2 separate regions of the Homo sapiens genome follow, and region 2 is linked to region 1. The links are chromatin contacts, found by Hi-C or POLR2A ChIA-PET in ENCODE. All regions are on one chromosome and are shown on one strand. The core of a region is the stretch at or near the end of the contact, and the rest is flanking DNA. Distances in the headings are between cores, read along the strand shown.

Region 1 (4,430 bases), core at 1,359-3,858:
TACCAGCATTTGTAATAACCCCCAGGATAGGACCCTACTGGAAGACGGGTTAGCTAGTGGGAAACTGACAGGAGGGATCAGGAGTGGGGAGGCAGGACACAGTTACTAGAGCAGAGATACGTAATAAAGGCTTGGAGATAGAAACAAAAGCAAAACATTTAGAATGGTTAAGACTCACTTGATGTCACTTACCTGTCCCAGTGATTGGGTTCTTTTCAGTGCCCTCTGTGAAGACAAGAATGACATCAGAGCATACGTCCAGCTCTACTTTCTCAGGAGCCACAGATTTTGGCTCTTCATGCAGAAATACTCAGAATATGCAGATAATGACACATATCAGAAACCTTATCACTGAACATTTTAAATTCCATGGTGGGGGAAGGAGGCATGTCCTACACAATAGGCATCCTGTTTTGGGGGAGGTTTATCACAAAAACTTTTTATTGATCACTGAGGGGAAAAAATGGGGTTTTCATCTGAAACCTTGGGTGTCTCAGTCTTTTTCTTTCCGATTTTGTGTAAGCTAGACAATTATGTTGGATTTACTTTCTCCATCTTCAGTGGAAGAAATGACCTTGTTGAGTAAAACAAGTATGTTAAGTGTCAATTCATAAACACAGGTTTGTATGGAAAGAGAGGATATGAAATTAGACACACCTGTGAAGATCTGGGGATGGGTGACATCTTTTTTTTCCAGTAAACATTTATTGATCCTTTATGAGGTACCAAGCACTTTAGTAAGAGCTGGGAAGAGGAGAAAAGAGCAATGGTGGTCCTTGTTCCCCAGGAGCTCTAAGACCCTGTGTGAGACAGATGTGGGGGTGGGGATGTGCCATGGTGGTGAGCAGGCAGGAGTGATGGTGCCTGGGAAGAGGCAGGCGAGGGTCACGAGAGCCTGCAGAGAAAAGGAGGCATTTGAGTCGGTCATGAAGGACACCAGCAGTTTTTACAGGTGGACAAAAGACATGTAAGGCAAAGAGAACCTCAAAGAGAGAAAGTGTGGACATCTGGATGGGTTTGCCAGGTCTGGGGAACTGAAAGGAGGTCTGAGTGACTGCTAAGATTAAAGGCACAGAGTGGGAGGTGAGGAGGCTAGGAAGTTCTAGAGGGTTCAAATCAGAAATGCTTTGTCCTGTAAATCGTGTGGAGCTGTGGAAAGGCTTTAAGCAGGTGAGTGATGTGATTAGGTTTACGTTCCCGAGAAATCATTCCATCACACTGTGGAGAACGGACTGGAAAAAGATCTTCGTGGATGCAGAAGATGAGCATAGACACTGTTGCTGTGGCCCGAGCAGGAGAGAATGAGGCCCAGACCCAGGGCAGTAGAGGTGGAGGTGTAGAGGAGGGACACAGTGAGAGAGAGAGATGGAGGAGACTGAAGAACACTGAGTGAGTAAACTGGAAGTGGTGGATGCAGGAGACCAGGAGGAGCCAGGGTTGTCCAGGATTTCTGGCAGAGCTGACTTGGTGAGTGAGGGCATTATTGACTCTGACAGATAAATGAGAAGAAAACCAGCTTCTGAGGGGTAGTGGAAGCAGATAGGGGCATGCGGGGCATGTTGAGATGTGTTGGGACATGCTGCGATTGAAGGGGCCTGCGGCCATCAGGTGAAGTGTGTAGCCGACATTTGGAAGTACTGGCCTAGAGCTTAGGTGAAAGCCTGGCTGAATAGGTAAGGTGCCACTGGTGTCATAGAATGAGGAGAAAGTAGTATCAGAAAATCACAGAAGAACGTAGTTTTAGACAGAGTGGTCAGTACAGCATTATCAAATACTGTCAAGGGCTGGGCAAGGTGACTCATGCCTGTAATCCCAGCACTTTGGGAGGCCAGGAGTTTGAGACCAACCTGGGCAACATGATGAGACTCCATCTCTACAGAAAATTTAAAAATTAGCCAGGCATGGTGGCGCACCTGTAGTCCCCAGCCACTCAGGAGGCTGAGGTGAGAGGATCGCTTGAGCCTAGGAGGTTGAGGTTGCAGTGAGCCATGATTGTGCCACTGCTCTCCAGCCTGGGCATCAGAGAAGGCAAGTAAGAGAAGAGCTGAAAGGGGCCCCTTGGATTCGATCATCTCCTGCCAGCTCTTGCTTTGTGGAACTGTGGTGGAGGTGGAAAACAGATTACAACAGGATGGGGGAAGCAGGGTAGGAAGCAGGTTGAAAAGCCAGTACGGATGACCAGATGACCATTTTCCTTCAGTTTAGCTGGGAGAGGATTCAGAAAGCACTGGCCGGTAAGGTACCCATGGGGTCAGGTTTAAATCATCATTCTAGTTGTAGACCCCACATGGCTCCACATTGAACTCCTGACCCCACTCCAGTATCAAGGCTTTGTCTCGATATTGTCTGTGGCTGAGAAGTAGTGCACTATCAGGTCTATAAAATCTCTGGTAAAATAAAAAAAAACTCTTATTATTTCTATTTTTTAGATAGTTTTAGGATGCTTGAGAGTCATGTTTTAATTCCCCCATCCCTGCAGTGAGATGTTATGTTGCTTTCTGGAAAACCTTTGGGAGTCATCAGTTATCCTCTTCCACGGTTAAATAATCGACGTCCTTTGCTGTCGGCTGGAGCAGGGGGTGCTGTCCTGTGACTCATGTGTTCTCATTCACAGCATGTTGAGCAATGCACTTGGTGCTAGTGCCTAATAAAGCATGCTGAGGATGTTGTCACTGAGCTCGAATTTTCCTCAGTGGGGCTAGATTTCTGTCACCACACATTTTTCTTCTTGCTACACTCTGAGACACTTCTCAATGAAACATTTGTCCTTTTTTCCTTTATTATGTCTAGAACGGTGTCTTCTCTAACTTAGTATTGCATTTTGCTGTCGGGTATTTATCTCTGATTCTGAATTGTATTTTTAGTGTTGCTTGTGTTCTTTCCTTTTCCTTTTTCCCCAACAAAGAACTTCTTGGAAGGTCTTCCATCCCTGTCTCCCTCCAGACTGCCTTAGGGAAGCCAGAAGCCATGCACAGTGAGACTTATGATGCGGACGTTGGCTCTGATGAGAGGCCAATACCACAGCCCTCAGAAGGGCAAAGGCTCAGCTCCCTGGATAGACCACTCCTTATTCCCACCACACTAATTAATTGTCATCTCAGAAGGCAATGAGACCAATTGTTCTGGCATTGCCCTGGCCAAGCCAACTCTGGAAGAGGCAGTGAGCTGCCAGCTTTTCTGCTGTTGGCCAGGAATCTGTATCCCAGCAGTCTGTCAGGGAAAACAGGCCAATTTGGGGTTTGAATTGCTGCCTCAGAGATGCCAGCAATGGGGTTGCTTGTTAAGAGAGTTGCACCCTAAGACTCTAGTGAAATAGCTTGAAGATCTGTGAGAGTGGTTTGAATTCCGACATGTGAAAGTATGTGCTTTGCTTGTGAAGTGGAAATTGCCCTATTCAAGTGGGCTTATGAGTCCCCTTTGTCACTTAGCTTGTCACTGAACTTAAAATCTTTGTTCTTTACTTTCAACTTTACTGAGGGGGAAGAATTTGGTGTTAATAGATGTGAAAGCTCTGTAGAAGATGTTACTGGACACATCAGAGAAAGAACTGTGATTTTTAGACTCTTGGCAGTGGCTTCACAGTGGCCCCAAGGAGACAGGGGTAGGTGGGACTGTTCTCATTGATCGTGATAGAGACAGTGAAGCAGAAAACCACTTATGTGATTTGTCTGAGGTCCTACCTAGCTGGCTGAAATCCAGAGCATCCAACACGACTACATCACCTAACATCTAAAATGACATTGCCTTGAAGGGAGAGAAACTGAAATGGACAGATACTTAAGTGCAGGTCTGCTGCTACCATAGAGTGCCTTTGTGCAAATGGAAAAGGCATCTCTAGGCCCCATGGGCAGGCAGATTACACAAAGGTGCTTCTTAGTGACTAACCAAGGCACACAGCTTGGTGAGCAGAATGCTGACTGGTTCCAGGCCCCAGGTTGATCTCCACCACATGTCCCTTTGCACAAGGCCCAAAATGCACAACCACATAGGGAGGCCCTGCATAGACGTTTGCCTTGACAGTGGACTAGTTCATAGATATTTGTAGCCAGTTGACCAAATCCTTATTTTACCTCCCCACTTTTCATTCCCAAGGTAAAAAATAAAGTTCATCTATTAAAAAACTAATTGTATGTGCCCCACCTTAACAGTATTCTTAAGGAGCTCTATTTTTTTAACCACTTTTCTCTCCCTGTAAATTATACTACCCACCCTTCCTTTTTGATATCTGCTGTAGCAAATTGTAAGGCAGCACTCTGCCCACAGGACGTGGTCTTTAAAGGAGTCATTTCCTCTTCCATCTCCTCCAGGCCATTCCCATCGTGTTTTTCGTGGCACTGGCAACAGGAAGGCACACTGAATAGCAGTGCTGAAAAGGCACTTTGTTGTTTATGTTATTACTGTGGGTTTGTCTCTGCCTAATAATTAGCGTT
Region 2 (4,430 bases), core at 1,356-3,855, 35 kb before region 1:
AGACAGAGTCTCTCTGTGTCATCCACGCTGGAGTGCAGTGGCGCAAACTTGGCTCACTACAACTTCCACCTCCCAGGTTCAAGAGATTCTCCTGCCTTAGCCTCCAAAGTAACTGGGACCACAGGCACCCGCCACCACGCCCAGCTAATTTTTTTTTTTTTTTTGTATTTCTTTAGTAGAGATGGGGTTTCACTGTGTTGGCCAGGCTGGTCTTGAACCCCTGACCTCATGATCCCCCTGCCTCAGCCTCCCAAAGTGCTGGGATTACTGCCATGAGCCACCGTGCCCGGCTGCGTATTTTATTTTTTTGGATGGCTAACATGCTAAGCTGTATCCATAGCCAGATAGATAAAAGGTTCATGAGCCAGTAGCTTTTCTTTACAGCGTTTTTTTGTTTATTTGTTTGATTGCTTTTATTGTTGTGATTGTACAGCCAAAGATGATATTCAGTTCACAATAAAGTTTATTTTACATCATTTACTCTTTCATTTGTCTTGTAAATACTGTATTGTCAAGTGATAGAAATTTGTCCTACTAACCAAAATATTTCCTGCTAACCAGCCCCCTTTGTTTTAAGCCAATAGAATCCTCTTTTTTAAAAAATTCAAAGCTCATTCCAGGAGTCTGTGGGGCGTTCTTTCTGAACTGTAGCAATTCATAATGCTCCCACTTTCTGGGGAGAAATGGTTGGAACACTAGAGATTAACCACTAAGATGCTTTTTTTTTTTTTTTTAAGAGCATAGCTCTAAATTTAAGAAATCAATTTAATAAAATGTGAAATGTGTAAATATATTTTCTGACAGATTTCTCCAGATTTGTTTAATTTTACAAATTAAAAAATGGCTGTGACCGGGCGTGGTGGCTCACACCTGTAACCCCAGCACCAGAACTTTGGGAGGCTGAGGCTGGTGGATCACCAGAGGTTAAGAGTTCAAGATCAGCCTGGCCAGCATGGTGAAACCCCATCTCTACTAAAAATACAAAAATTAGCCAGGCGTGCCTGTAATTCCAGCTACTCAGGAGGCTGAGGCAGGAGAGTCACTTGAACCCAGGAGGTGGAGGTTGCAGTGAACCGAGATCGTGCCACTGCACTCCAGCCTGGGTGAGAGAGCAAGACTCTTGTCTCAAAAAAAAGGTCCTGCCTTTCTTTTTAAATGCCAGGGAGACTGTATTAGAGCATTTAATAGATCACTGAATTATATTACAATTTTAAACCTTAAGGGGAAGGCTTTTATTTTTATATCAGCATTTATTGAATTTGAATGTAGTTTCAACAAAAGACAAATTTTCATGTTGATAATAACACTTTTTTTTTTTTTGGTCCTTGTTCTTGTTCTTTCTCTTCCTAGTTTTCTCTTTCAATCTCATTAAAAAAAAAAGTTTTAGGGAAATGTAAGTTGTCCAAAATTATGAGTGATTTTTAGTGAATTTGGAAAGAGGCTTTTCTTTCCATCCGTACTGAGACAGTAACCTCAGATTTGGGGCCTGGTATTTCAAACTCTTAAAAGCAAAGGATTGTTTTTGTGGGCTGTAAATGTAGAATGCTGTAGCTACTGGGAAAGTTAAACAGAAATCTAATTTATACTTTTCTCCCTTTCTGAACTCAGTTGCTAAAGCACAGTTAACTCTCAGAGAGTTGTGCTGGACAGGGCCGACCCTGTTGGTATGTGTTTGCTTTTTTCTCCCCTTAACAAATAGAAAGAAAATAGTTCATTAAAACCTACTACCCTCACTTTTCAGCAAAGCTCACTTAGAATTCCAGTTTGTTCTTGGAGTTTTGCTTGCATCCTCATTTTCACCTGGCTGTGTGCCTGGCTGGTCTCAGCCTTCCCCGGCTCCTTGAGCTTGCTGACTTCCTGAGCTTGAGTAGAGTTTAGGCCTCTGTCAGGGTACTCCTGCATGATGAGGCACTGGGAGGTTCCAAAAAAGACCACAACTTTGGGCACATTTCTTCATTGCCCTTACCTCTGGTTTTCTTAGCTACAAAATGAAGGTATGGGACAAATATCTCTAAAACCCATCCGAAACTCTGTTATTACTGTAACAGTAATAGTCCCTGACTTTGGACAGCTTGGTATAGGCCAGGAATCTGTGTAGTCTTATTTAGTCTTTAGAAACCCAGCAGGTGGGTTCCATTATTTTCTCCATTTTACAGATAAAGCTTTGAGAAATGGGTGTATTTCCGCAAGATCACAAAGCTACAAAGGAGAATAGTACTTTCTTTTCAAAATCTCCCTCTCTGAACTCTGACACCTACAAGGGATTGCTGATTCTTGACCAGTTTCTTAACTCACAGTGCCCTTGGGGCATTGACCTCTCCCAGGTAAAATGAGACATTTATAGTTAAGGGAATGCTGATTGAAACTTAGACTATGATGGGGTAGATGGGTGTACTGAGATGCAAACTATGCTTCCCGAGTGAACAGCCACAGCCTGTCCTCCTTAGGAAAGAATGACCTTATTAAGAGCAGCCACCAATGATGACAACAGGTATAGGTGGAGTTTTAGCTTCAGTTTGAGGGGGTGGGGTGGAGAACTTATTCTCCAGGCATCTCTGGCTTTGCAGCTAGGATTCCTAACTCAGATTCCTAACTCCTTATTCACCATTATGGGAAGTCGCACTTTTGTTGCAGCTTGCTTCGTTCATTGTTTTCTTTCATGCTTTAAAATTTTTTCCCGCTTGAAATAAGCCTTCTTTTGGTTTCCTAATAGTCGTTTGCATTTTCTCTTCCTCTGAAATATAGCAGAACAGAGAAGTCAGGCAAAATGGCCAGCAGACTGATTAGAGACAACTGGCACATAGTGGTCCTCAAGGCAGCTGGCTCAGCAGGCAGATTGGATTAGAACAAGCCTTCACACCCCCACAGGGGCTTGCCAGAAGCAAGTGCTGGAGGAGTCACCTACACAGCTTCAGAGAGAATCTTTTTTCCCCTCCCAGTTCCAACCCTGAGAGTGTTTCTGAAGCTATAGAAATGCTAGTAGCTCTGAGCATCTTCTTGGGCTGGCTGTCTCTTTTTGTCAGTTGTTGCATTATTTGCTTCTCACCCAGAGCAGCCACCCATCCTGAGATTTTATCTGCAGTTAGAGAATTCTCCCTCCATTTCTGTTTTGAGGGCATACTTGTTGGTCAAAGACATCCTCTTGTCTTCAGTTAAACCTGTTTTTCTGAAATACCAAAATCTTGAGAAGAATTTGAGAGCCTGTGACAGTGTTAAATAAACTTGGCAGTTTCTACTTCATGAATTATCAAAACTACTTTGGTGGGCAATGAACAGGGAACAGAGACTAGACAGTTTGGATTTGGAGTAAGTGGAGGAAGCAAAGATAGGGTGTGACCACATGGGACAGAGCACATTTTCCTAGAGACCAAAAACTCTGATTGTACCCTGGTCCACAGACTCAGTGCAGAAGCAGGTATATTAAAACCCAAGCCTTATAATAGATACTGGGAATGCCAAAAGCGAGGAGAGTGGGGGCGGGGGCAAGGGTTGAAAAATTACCTATAGGTTCAATGTTCACTAGCTGGGGAATGGATACACTAGAAGCCCAGTCCCCGCCAGTATGCCATATACCCATGTAAAAACATGCACATGTACTGCCTGAGTCTAAAATTAAAACAACAACAACACAGAACCTAAGGTTTGGAAAAAAAAAAAAAAAACTACCCCCTTTTTTCTCTGTCAGAAGTAACCACTGTTCCTCAGCCTACCTAGAAAAGCACTCTACTCTGATTCATAAGTTTCTTTTCTCTAAATCAGGCAATGAGAATGAAGGTACATGAGGTGTCTGGATGTTTTTGATGCTGCTGTAACCATCTGGAGACTCTCATATAGGGCACAGTGTCACTTCCCTGGCCACTGGCAGAGGCTAGGCTAGCTGGGGACACACTGGAGAGAGTCAGGGTAAAGACTTATTTATAGAGAGAAATGGAGAGATGGGACATCAGTTATATTTCAGTTAACTGCTGGAACATGTCCCTACTTAAACTTCCAGCGACTATGTTTTTCCCCGTAACTTAAACAATTTATTTCACTAATCACATCTGTTCTCTTGTAAGATGGTTTCTTGGGTTAGTAAGCTGTGAACTGAAGTGTTTGCATTTTGATTTTAAGAATTTGCTTTTTTTCTCAGAAGGGTGCTAACTCTTTTAGACATGGCTTTGATATATGTGTTTGGTAACAACAATAGACTTATTGGTATGGAAATCATGAGAATAAGTTAAATGCTCAGATAGTTTCCCTCAGAAACAGTAACATATTCCTGTGTATCTCATCTGCACAAAGGCACTTTAAAAATAGTTTATTACAAAAATAATTTAGACAATACAGACAAGTGAAAACGAAAAAAAAAATCCCATCAAGTGTCATTTCCTGATAGGCTTGTGAATACTTCTAAAATAGTATCTTTCTAGTTTTTTTCCTATGCTTTT

The links. Hi-C counts contacts between places; a loop is a spot of excess contacts on that map. ChIA-PET counts read pairs that join two places held with the same protein, here RNA polymerase II (POLR2A). Pooled maps may share reads with other maps.
Region 2: a map of ascending aorta shows a loop between it and region 1 (1.8-fold over the local background). The contact joins two enhancer-like sites. A Hi-C loop is called at or near these places in 3 of 168 maps with a recorded cell type or tissue (ascending aorta, mucosa of descending colon and sigmoid colon), 2 of 37 single-sample maps with no recorded cell type and 5 of 50 pooled maps. POLR2A ChIA-PET finds 5 or more read pairs at or near these places in 3 of 52 experiments (GM12878, OCI-LY7 and activated naive CD8-positive, alpha-beta T cell).

What each region holds. Positions count from the first base shown.
Region 1 is chr9:77,847,294-77,851,723 of GRCh38, reverse strand. The region is part of intron 2 of GNAQ (G protein subunit alpha q); the gene reads left to right. Among named protein-coding and RNA genes, the nearest start is that of GNAQ, 180 kb to the left of the region's middle. Within about 2 kb of position 2,608, at least 16 of the 41 ENCODE cell types and tissues checked have a DNase peak (open chromatin) inside an H3K27ac peak, as active enhancers do; they include ascending aorta, where a contact is called at or near this core.
Region 2 is chr9:77,882,691-77,887,120 of GRCh38, reverse strand. The region is part of intron 2 of GNAQ (G protein subunit alpha q); the gene reads left to right. Among named protein-coding and RNA genes, the nearest start is that of GNAQ, 150 kb to the left of the region's middle. Within about 2 kb of position 2,605, at least 5 of the 41 ENCODE cell types and tissues checked have a DNase peak (open chromatin) inside an H3K27ac peak, as active enhancers do; they include ascending aorta, where a contact is called at or near this core.